Linked DNA regions of Homo sapiens: region 2 is linked to region 1. The links are chromatin loops, found by intact Hi-C in ENCODE. Cell type or tissue: PC-3. All regions are shown on one strand. Links, peaks and the distances in the headings refer to the core of each region. The heading gives the core; the rest is flanking DNA.

The links. A loop is a pair of places that touch in the nucleus more often than their neighbours do. Peaks named below come from ENCODE experiments on the same cell type or tissue, not always from the same donor. Only the 100,000 strongest peaks of a DNase experiment are listed, where the experiment ranks them.
Region 2: it touches region 1 in a loop (7-fold over the local background); 64 of 110 quality-filtered maps call a loop at or near these places.

What each region holds. Positions count from the first base shown.
Region 1 is chr2:16,762,215-16,766,616 of GRCh38, forward strand. No RefSeq gene overlaps it. Among named protein-coding and RNA genes, the nearest start is that of CYRIA, 99 kb to the left of the region's middle. In PC-3, for the core only: no CTCF peak of the experiment used is centred there; no DNase peak of the experiment used is centred there.
Region 2 is chr2:17,307,733-17,312,134 of GRCh38, forward strand. No RefSeq gene overlaps it. Among named protein-coding and RNA genes, the nearest start is that of RAD51AP2, 210 kb to the right of the region's middle. In PC-3, for the core only: a CTCF peak has its summit at 2,201 (motif pointing left); no DNase peak of the experiment used is centred there; H3K27me3 peaks cover 584 bases.

The DNA of each region.
Region 1 (4,402 bases), core at 290-4,289:
CAATACATGCAAATATTATGTAACAATAAAAAAAGTTCCTTCCCAGACCAGGTTTGGTATAATTTTTCCTACTCAATGGTTTGGCAAGCACAGTTTAGATGGAATTTTACCAAAGCCCTGCTTTTCACCATGTGACCAAGTTCCCAGACTGAAAGGGTCGGCACTGAATGAGATGTTACTTTATTCATGATTTGTGCCTAGGGCAGCCATGCAGGACCCAAAGGGATTTAGATAGATGCCCCAAAGCTAGATAAGATAGATAGATTCACCAAAGCTCTGGCAGGGCAGAGAGGAGCAGACATCTGCCTCCAGGCCCAGTGAGAGAGGGTACCATCGTGTTACACATAATCGTTTCGGAGTGAAGTTCATCTTGGGTGACTGACTCTGCCCTAAAGATTCTGATTTGTCCCTTGAGTTATAATAGTAGACTGGGATCCATTTCAGGCCATGGATATTTTGTAACCTGGATTTTCTAGTTATAAGAAAATAAAATTAAATAAAATTTAGAAATTTCTATACGTAAAAACATGAGAAAATAAACTATCTACATTACGAAACCTATCTCCACAAAATAGTGGGTTAAAAAATCATAACCTGAACATTGTAGATCATTTCTTTCTAGTATTTTATGTATTTGTTTTTACCTAGCAAATAGTTGTATGTATATTAAAATTTTTTTACATTTACTTTTTCAAAATTTTTCTGTTTTAAAATAAAGTTTAAAAAGTACAGTTGTATCCAAAGCATTTTCCCTTGTTAAATAAAGTTTATTCTTTATGAAACTAATTTTTCTTTGTTTTATTGAAAGATAAATGGATTTTAAAAAAAATCTAATAGCACATAATACAGTGTAAAGTATATTTCACTCTCAGTCTAGACCCCCAGTCTTCCTTGAAAGTTATTGTGAATAAGGTACTAATGGTGAATAGGATGCTAAAATAGGGGTTTTGTCCATTTTAGCACAGGCCCTAAGCTGAGAGCAGTACCATAGTAGCAGAGTGCCTCCCGCCTAAAGCCAGGTGTGAACTCTCCCGTGCAGGGCATGCAAATAGATTGTGAAACTGATTCTGCCAAGACAGACCAACCCCAACCTCCAGCCTGGAAGAGTTGAGTTGGGCAAGCTGGGAGTTGAAGAGAGGGGTCAGAATGTTGTCAATATCAACCTCCCTGCTTGTCCCAACAAGAGGCAAAGAAGTGATTGTCTCTCACCTTAAGTGAGAGGCTTTGGCTTCAGGGCTACTTGAAAAGCTTTATTTGCATTCCCTGAAGTTTGAAGGACAGAGGGGACTATGGTCTGAAACATTCCTGAGAAACGTAAGAGCAAAGGTTACAGTCTGTGCCTGAAGCAGGAGGAGCGAGAAAGCCAGGGCTGTCCAGGGAGCAAACTGCTCTCCCACCTGCTGGGGCACAGATGAGAGACCTTTCCAAGGACCAGTGGACTCATGGGATGGAGAAGCTGGAGTCCCTTGGAAGAGCTATGTGCAGGGAGACTGTCTGGTGGAGGAGGTAGGGGTGGTGGTGTTACCAGTAGAAGGTGTCCACATTCTTGGCATTTTGAACAAGGAATTGCACAATACACACAAACAAAGCAAGGGAAGAATGAAGTAACAAAAGCAGAACTTTATAGAAAACGAAAGCACACTCCACAGGATAGGAGCTGGCCCGAGCACAGGGGCTCAAGAGCCCCTTTACAGAATTTTGGGGGTTTAAATATGCTATAGAGGTTTCCCATTGGTTACTTGGTATACATCCTATGTAAATGAAGTAGTGGCCCACAATCAGTCTGATTGATTGCTTTCTGCAACGGGTCAGTTGTGGAAATAGTTGGTTGTGGAAAGTAACTAATCAGAGGCTGAAATTACAAAGTTACCCTCCAATGCAAATGTTTGATTGGTTGCAGACAGCAACCCCCTTTTTCCAATCAGAAAAAGGGGGCAGGGGGGTGCAAAGGGAGTAGCCTCCAGTTCTTTTGTTACTTAGGTATGGAAAGTTGGGGTTTTCGTTTTGATTGAGTTACAGGAAGTCAGCGTGCCCTTAGGTTCCCGGCCTCCACACCCTATTCTGCCTCAGTGGGATCCAGCACAGTGGCGGGTTGTGCAATGTCTAGGGAATAGAGGCCTCTGTCATGTCAAGAGAGATACGGGTAGAGGTCCTCAGTAAAAGACTCTCTGAGAAACCCACAAAACATCCACCAAAGAGGGAGAGATGTTTGCCAAGGCTAGAGGGCTCAGTGCCAGGTCACAGCCTGGTAAGACTTTTCCTGCCTCCTCGCTCCTTTCCAGGGCTTCCAACCCTAGTGGGGCCTGAAATAGCAGCCTGTGAGAGGCGGAAGTCTGGAAAAGTAAATAAAACTAAACAAAAATCCACATACATGCATCTATATCTGTATCTGTGTATCTCCACATACATCTGTTATGGTCCTTTATGCATACAAACATATACACATGCACATAAATGTATGTGTATGTAAGTGTGTGTGTGTGTGTGTGCGCGTACCCCTATCATAGCCCTTACTCACTCAATCAAGGCTTCTAAGTCTGGGTGAGGCCTGCACAGAGACACAAGGACATATTGAACGTGGTTAAGAATTTGAGGTTTTCATTAATACTTTAGGTGACCTTTTTAATAATCAAAATGAGATTGCTTTCATGTGCAAAAGTGAGCTGAGGACACTTCTTTCTGTGAGTGTGACCAGAAAAGCTTTTGTAACATTGGAGAGAAAAAAATAACTCTCCATCCACCTATTTCAGTGAGTCCTGCCCATTCAGTAATGCCAGTTTCTTTTTTATTCTTCCAGAATTGTTGATTGCAAACACAAGTGCATGTGAGTGTAGAGGGACAGGCCTGCTCTCTGTATCCCTCTCCTGGCCCTCCCTGTGCTTTTGCTTTGGTCAGCAGGCTAAAGGAGGAGGTAAGGGGCATTTGCAGTCTTCTCCTGTTTGTTAGAGGAGCCAAGGCAGCTGGTGGGTAGATGTGGAATTGGGGTGGGGGTGGAGTTGGGGGTTGGCTTGCAGGTTCACTTGTTTCAGGGCTGGCTTGTGTAGCTCCCTTGGCATCTAGGATTCCCTGGAGAGATTGGTGTGAATTGTCAGTATGCTTCCCACCTGGTTACACAGTGTCAGCATTCCCCTGACCTCACAAAGTGGTCCCCCACACCTACCTACTCTTTCTGCCTTCTATGCAGGCTCCAGAACCCTAAAGCAACCATCTCCCACACTGCTTGGGCACCACTGGGATCTTGATGATTCATTGTTGTCCATTCCTACCTAGAAGGCTACATCTTTCTCCTGTGAGCCTTTTCTTAACACTTAATGGCCCACTGTGCGTCAGCAGACGGCGTGTCTCACAAAAAAATCTAGGCATCAACGACACGCCCCCTTCCCTTTGTGTGTGCAGAAACACCCACATTCCATGGGTGACTTTTGCCTGTTCTGTTCCGTTTGCATCCTCCAGCATAGCCTCCCTTCAAAAAGGGATAATAAATATGCTTTTTAACTTTTCGTTTTAGATAAATTATCTCTCCTTTGTAAGTTTTGTTAATAAACCTAGCAGGTCCTTTTGTAGTCATGAAATAATATAGAAGTAAAATATATTTTTATTTTCTTGAATAAGAAACTAAGTTGCTCACGTGACATTGTGATCCCCTGTCCCAGGTCCCTCCTTCCACCTACAGCTGGGGCAAAGCATTGCATAAGGGGATTGTTGTTTTTCCTTCAGTCTTCCTTCAGGAATCTGGGTGAGCTGGGAAGGAAACACGGTCTCAACTTGCCATCACACATTAGATGCATGCCCTCACCCTACTCTATGTGAATGTGTGTGATATTATCATACACTCAATGTGGTTATACTACTCAAAATACATAACTTTGCCCCAATATTTTCCCCAATTAGAGATTTATACTCCACAGAAAACTTACAAGGATGTTTGTAAAAGCTGAAGACTGGGAATGACAGAAATATTTCATTATTTAAGTGTTGGGTTAAGTCATTACATAACATCTATACATTCCAATTATTGATTTGACTGTATAGATATTACATAGTGACTTAACCCAACACTTAAGTATGAAATTATTCAGTCAAAATTAACAGTTGGACTGTATACATATTACATAATTACTTAACCCAACACTGTTAACAACAGTCAAATTAACATTTGACTGTATAGATATTAACAACACTGAGGTATTTAATAAGACTGAGGAAGGCTTGTATGTTCTGCTGTGTAATCTTCTCTAAGATATATCATCAAGTGAATAAAGTTCATTTTCAATTACGATTTAACATCCCCAAATTAATACACTGTTTTACTTACTTACTACCTTAGCAGAAGTCAGCTATGTGGCTTCCTTTTCTTAATTTCTCCAAATCAGGCCCTAATGAAGATCTCCGTCCTTAAATT
Region 2 (4,402 bases), core at 95-4,094, 550 kb after region 1:
TGTACCTGTTCCTCTAATGAGAATTTGAGGCAAGAAATTGAAATATTGTCATCATATGATATAGATTATTATCAAAGATGGGGAAGAGGATTCACTACTCAATTCCTACCTACAAATAAAACTGAGATGAAGTTTGGAGAGTGACAGAAACCTTGAGAAAATTTGGCTATGTCATCAGCATTGCCCAGGAGGACACCAGGAACATCTTGATCCATGTTGGTTCCACGGACCTCAGGAAAAGGAACTGTAAATCAATCAGAGGAAGAAAAATTCGGACTCTGTCTACCAGAAACTTTAAAAGGAAATAGAACTCAAGGGGATGGAACCACTAAGAAATTAAGTTCAGGATATGTTTTTGAAAATAATACCAAAAATAGAGAAAAAAAGAGGTATTTTATAAGAAAATGTTAAGAGAGGATTATCACTAAGTAGCCCAAAGGCCCACTTAACTGAGTATCGGTAGATCTGAACAACCAAAAGATGCAAAATATTCACGTGAGACGGAGAGGTAGCTGCATCTCTGTCTCTGTTGCAGGGGGGTCATCCTAGTTTTACTAAAACTGGATGATGAGGCAGGTTTTGGTGAGCACCATTTTCAGTCTTAAAAGCTGAGATCATAAGATCAAGGTTTCTGTGACCTTGGTGAGGGAATTAGGAGCTATAAACCAGGGACATCATGACAGGCAGAGCTTTTCTACTTCACCTTACTTACTTATTTTGCTTATAATAAAAACAGCCTATGAGTTTAACTGGGGTTATAATAAAGAAGGGAGTAGGTATTAGCAGATAAGACCATGTTATGCTCCACAATCAGTCTGAAGAGAGGGAGCCTAAAGAGAACAAGTAGGTGAGGATAGTCATTAAAGGAGAAAAATAGAGGGTGAATTTCTAGGTCTTACATCAGGGAAAGGAGAGCCTGAGATGTCAGCCTGTATCTAAGAAGGAACCGACAAATAGCTCTCGTTTTATGTTAGATTTTTAAGGAGCGTATTATGGAAAGTATCAAAATGGCAAAGCAGCTAACAGCGATGAAGCTAAGGGCAAGTATAGTGTCACGTCTCTATCAGGGAAATCCGGAATCCAGAAACCACTAAAATTTCTAGAGACAAAGGGAATAATGAAATGGGTCATCATGAGATGATGGTCAAGGAATAGACACTCAGCTGGAAGGATGTCAGTGGGATAGAATTAAGGCAAGACACTCAACCGTAACTTGGCTTTTTACTTCTCCATGAAGGATGATCTCAGTTCCTTCATTCAATAAACAGTCTTCATGCATTTGTGCAAGCTACTATATTAGATGTTCAAAGAAACACACAATATCTGCACTTCAAAAGACTTACAGTCCAAGGAAGGAAACTAAAACTGAGTGAAGACCAGGCCCCAGATGGAAAGGAAGTCATGTGAGAGTACAGGGTCACTGTGAGGGATTCATGTGCACAGGTCCAGTCAAATCCCCCAGCCCCAAAGTGTGGGACAGGCCTACTGCTCCTATCTCTAAGGCACAGAAGGGGAGGAGAGAGATGCCAGAGACTGGAAATGAGCAAATGCAATCATGAAAAGAAAAAAATATATGCCTTAGCAACTGAAGACCCAGAGCTTGATATTTTTAGACTCTGGCCAGCTGGCAGGGCCAGCCAGGCTAACAGGCTCTGAGGCTGCCTCTTGGCTGCATTCTGCTTCTCTCTTCTTCCTTCCTCCCTTTCATAGATTCCTGGGAAAATAATTTTCACTCTTTCTTGTGAGGCAACAAGACACTGCCGGAATAACAAAGGCTTGGCAGTCAGATTCTCCTTCCTTCGCTTGCTATTTGTATGACTTTGAGCAAACTGCCCAACCTTCCTGAAACTCAGTTTCCTCATCTACAAAATAAGAATAAAATTTTTGCCCTCACAAATTTGTTGTGATAGTCATTGAGAGATATGTTTAGTATTTAGTTCAGTTTGGCAAATGGTAGCTGATCAATAAATTTATTAATTATGATTACTGTTATTCTTTTGCCCTCAGGCACACGCATACTTCTCTTACCACCTGCTTCTAGTCTTGCCCCTCCCTATTTGACTAGGAGTTCACACAAACATGTTTTTCTTAGCAGCTATAGCATCTCTCAGCCACCAACCCGACCGTCAGGTGGGAACTGCGGATACAGCTTTCCCAGCCTGAAGACCTTTGTACTCCACTCCTCTTGTACACTGCCCTCTGCTGACCACATACAGTTGATGCAATTGACCTTTCAGATCTTAGACGTGTCAGAATATAGGAGAGACCTTTGCCCCTGACCAACATTTAGAATTAGCTGCTAATAAACAAATCAGTTATAGTCATATAGAAAATAAGGGGACAATCACCAAAAGCTAAAACCGACTCATTTAGAAAATATTCCCTGCTAAACTAATATCATTCTTCATAATGATACCATTATAAGTCTAATTATTAGAAAATACATTAAATAGAACTGCCATAAGCACTTACCAAATGTTTCCTAATAATACTGTGGAAGTGATGTAGCACTATTAGCTGAAATAAAAAGCAGACAGGAGGCTCTATGGCATGGTTGGATAATCACCATAGAACTTAAGTGAATGAATTTTGAAAATTGTACAAAGGCTTCATCAACGGCCCTATCCCCATCAACATCTTTATAAATGACATGAATGAAAATATAGGCATTTTATCATATTTTCCAATGAGACAATATTAAACAGAATGGTTTATGTGATACAAAGAATCCATCTTCCAAATAATCTCATGAAATTCAATTTAATAAATAGCTATTGAGTTACTTCTGTGTTCAAAGCACTATAATATTGTTCTAGGCACTAAAGATAGGCTGACCAAAAATAAAATGGCTATCCTTATAGAGTCAATGTATTATGAAACCTGAAAATTCAGATTTTAATTTTGAAACAACTGCATTAAAACATTCGAAACCAACTCATTTTTCTAAATGGCATATACAAAACAGAAACAGAACTAATAAGAAAGAGATAGATAGATAGATAGATAGACAGACAGACAGACAGACAGACAGACAGACAGACAGATAGATAGATAGATAGATAGATAGATAATTATAGGAATTGGCTCACAAGGTTATAGAGACTGAGAAGTCCCACAATCTGCTGTTTGCAAGCTGGAGAACCAGGAAAACCACTAGTATAATTCAGTCCTAGTCCAAAGGCCTGACAGTCCTTGAACAAAGACCCCATCAATCAACAAACCTATTCCACCCAACGCCTTTATAAATGACATGAATGAAAATAGAAGACATTTTTACCATATTTTCCAATGACACAATATTAGGCAGAATGGCTCATGTGATACACTGAATCCTCTATCTATATCTTATTGGTTCTGTTCCCATTTTGTATAAAAATCTGAATTTTCAGGTTCCACAAGACATTGACTCTATAAAAGTAGAGTTCCTTTTTGCCAGGGGCTTCAATATTTGAAGTCAGAAAAAGGATATCCCAGCTCAAACAGAGAAACCAAATTCACCCTTCCTCTACCTTTTGTCCTATGTAGGTTTCAACTGATTGGATGAGGCCTGCCCATATTAGAGAGGACTCTCTATTCAAGTCACCAATTCTAATGCTAATCTCTTCTGGAAACACTGTCGCAGACACACACAGAGATAGTTTTACAAGCTATCAGGGCATCCTTCAGCTCAGTCAAATTGACACATAAAATTAACCATCACAGCATGTTTCTTGGTTGACAGGAAAATTAATAGAAGCAGTATGTATGTATGCACATGCATTGCACATGTGGACATATTTGTGGTAGAGATGCAGTGGCAAGTTACTTTTCTTTTTTCAAATATTAGAGATACGCTATGTCCTTCAACATAATGAACCATGGTAGATACAGTTTTTCCTGCAAGTATGCTCCCCTTTCATTGTGTCTTCTAGTAATAAAATCCTTCTGTGGGGAATCTATTTTACATGGTCCTGGTACAGCTAAATGCTTATGCTCACCCTGTCCAAATAACACCTAGACCCCCTCCTGGGGTGTCATATGATGCAAACCTGCTCAGAGTCCTCCACTGGATTTTTGCTCATACTATTAGAGAAAAGGCACTTGCATTTCTCTGAGATTCCAACTTTAAGGCTCACATAAGCCAGGAGCTACTAAGGATCATGTCTCCCACCACTTGGACAGAGCCTGACAGCAAAAAAAAACTAAAACGGAGAAAAGAAAAGCTTAGAGTTTTAAAGAGATGGATTGCTCTTGATGTGGTTTGAGTGCCTTGATCCTCCAGAACATGATGCTAGATTAGTCATTGAATCTTTCTTACAAATTTTCTTTTTGTGTCATGTGGTTTGTGTGGGTTTCTGTTATTCACCCTAAAAAAAATCCTGATCATCATTTTCACTAAACATTAAGTGCCTTATAAATTGTG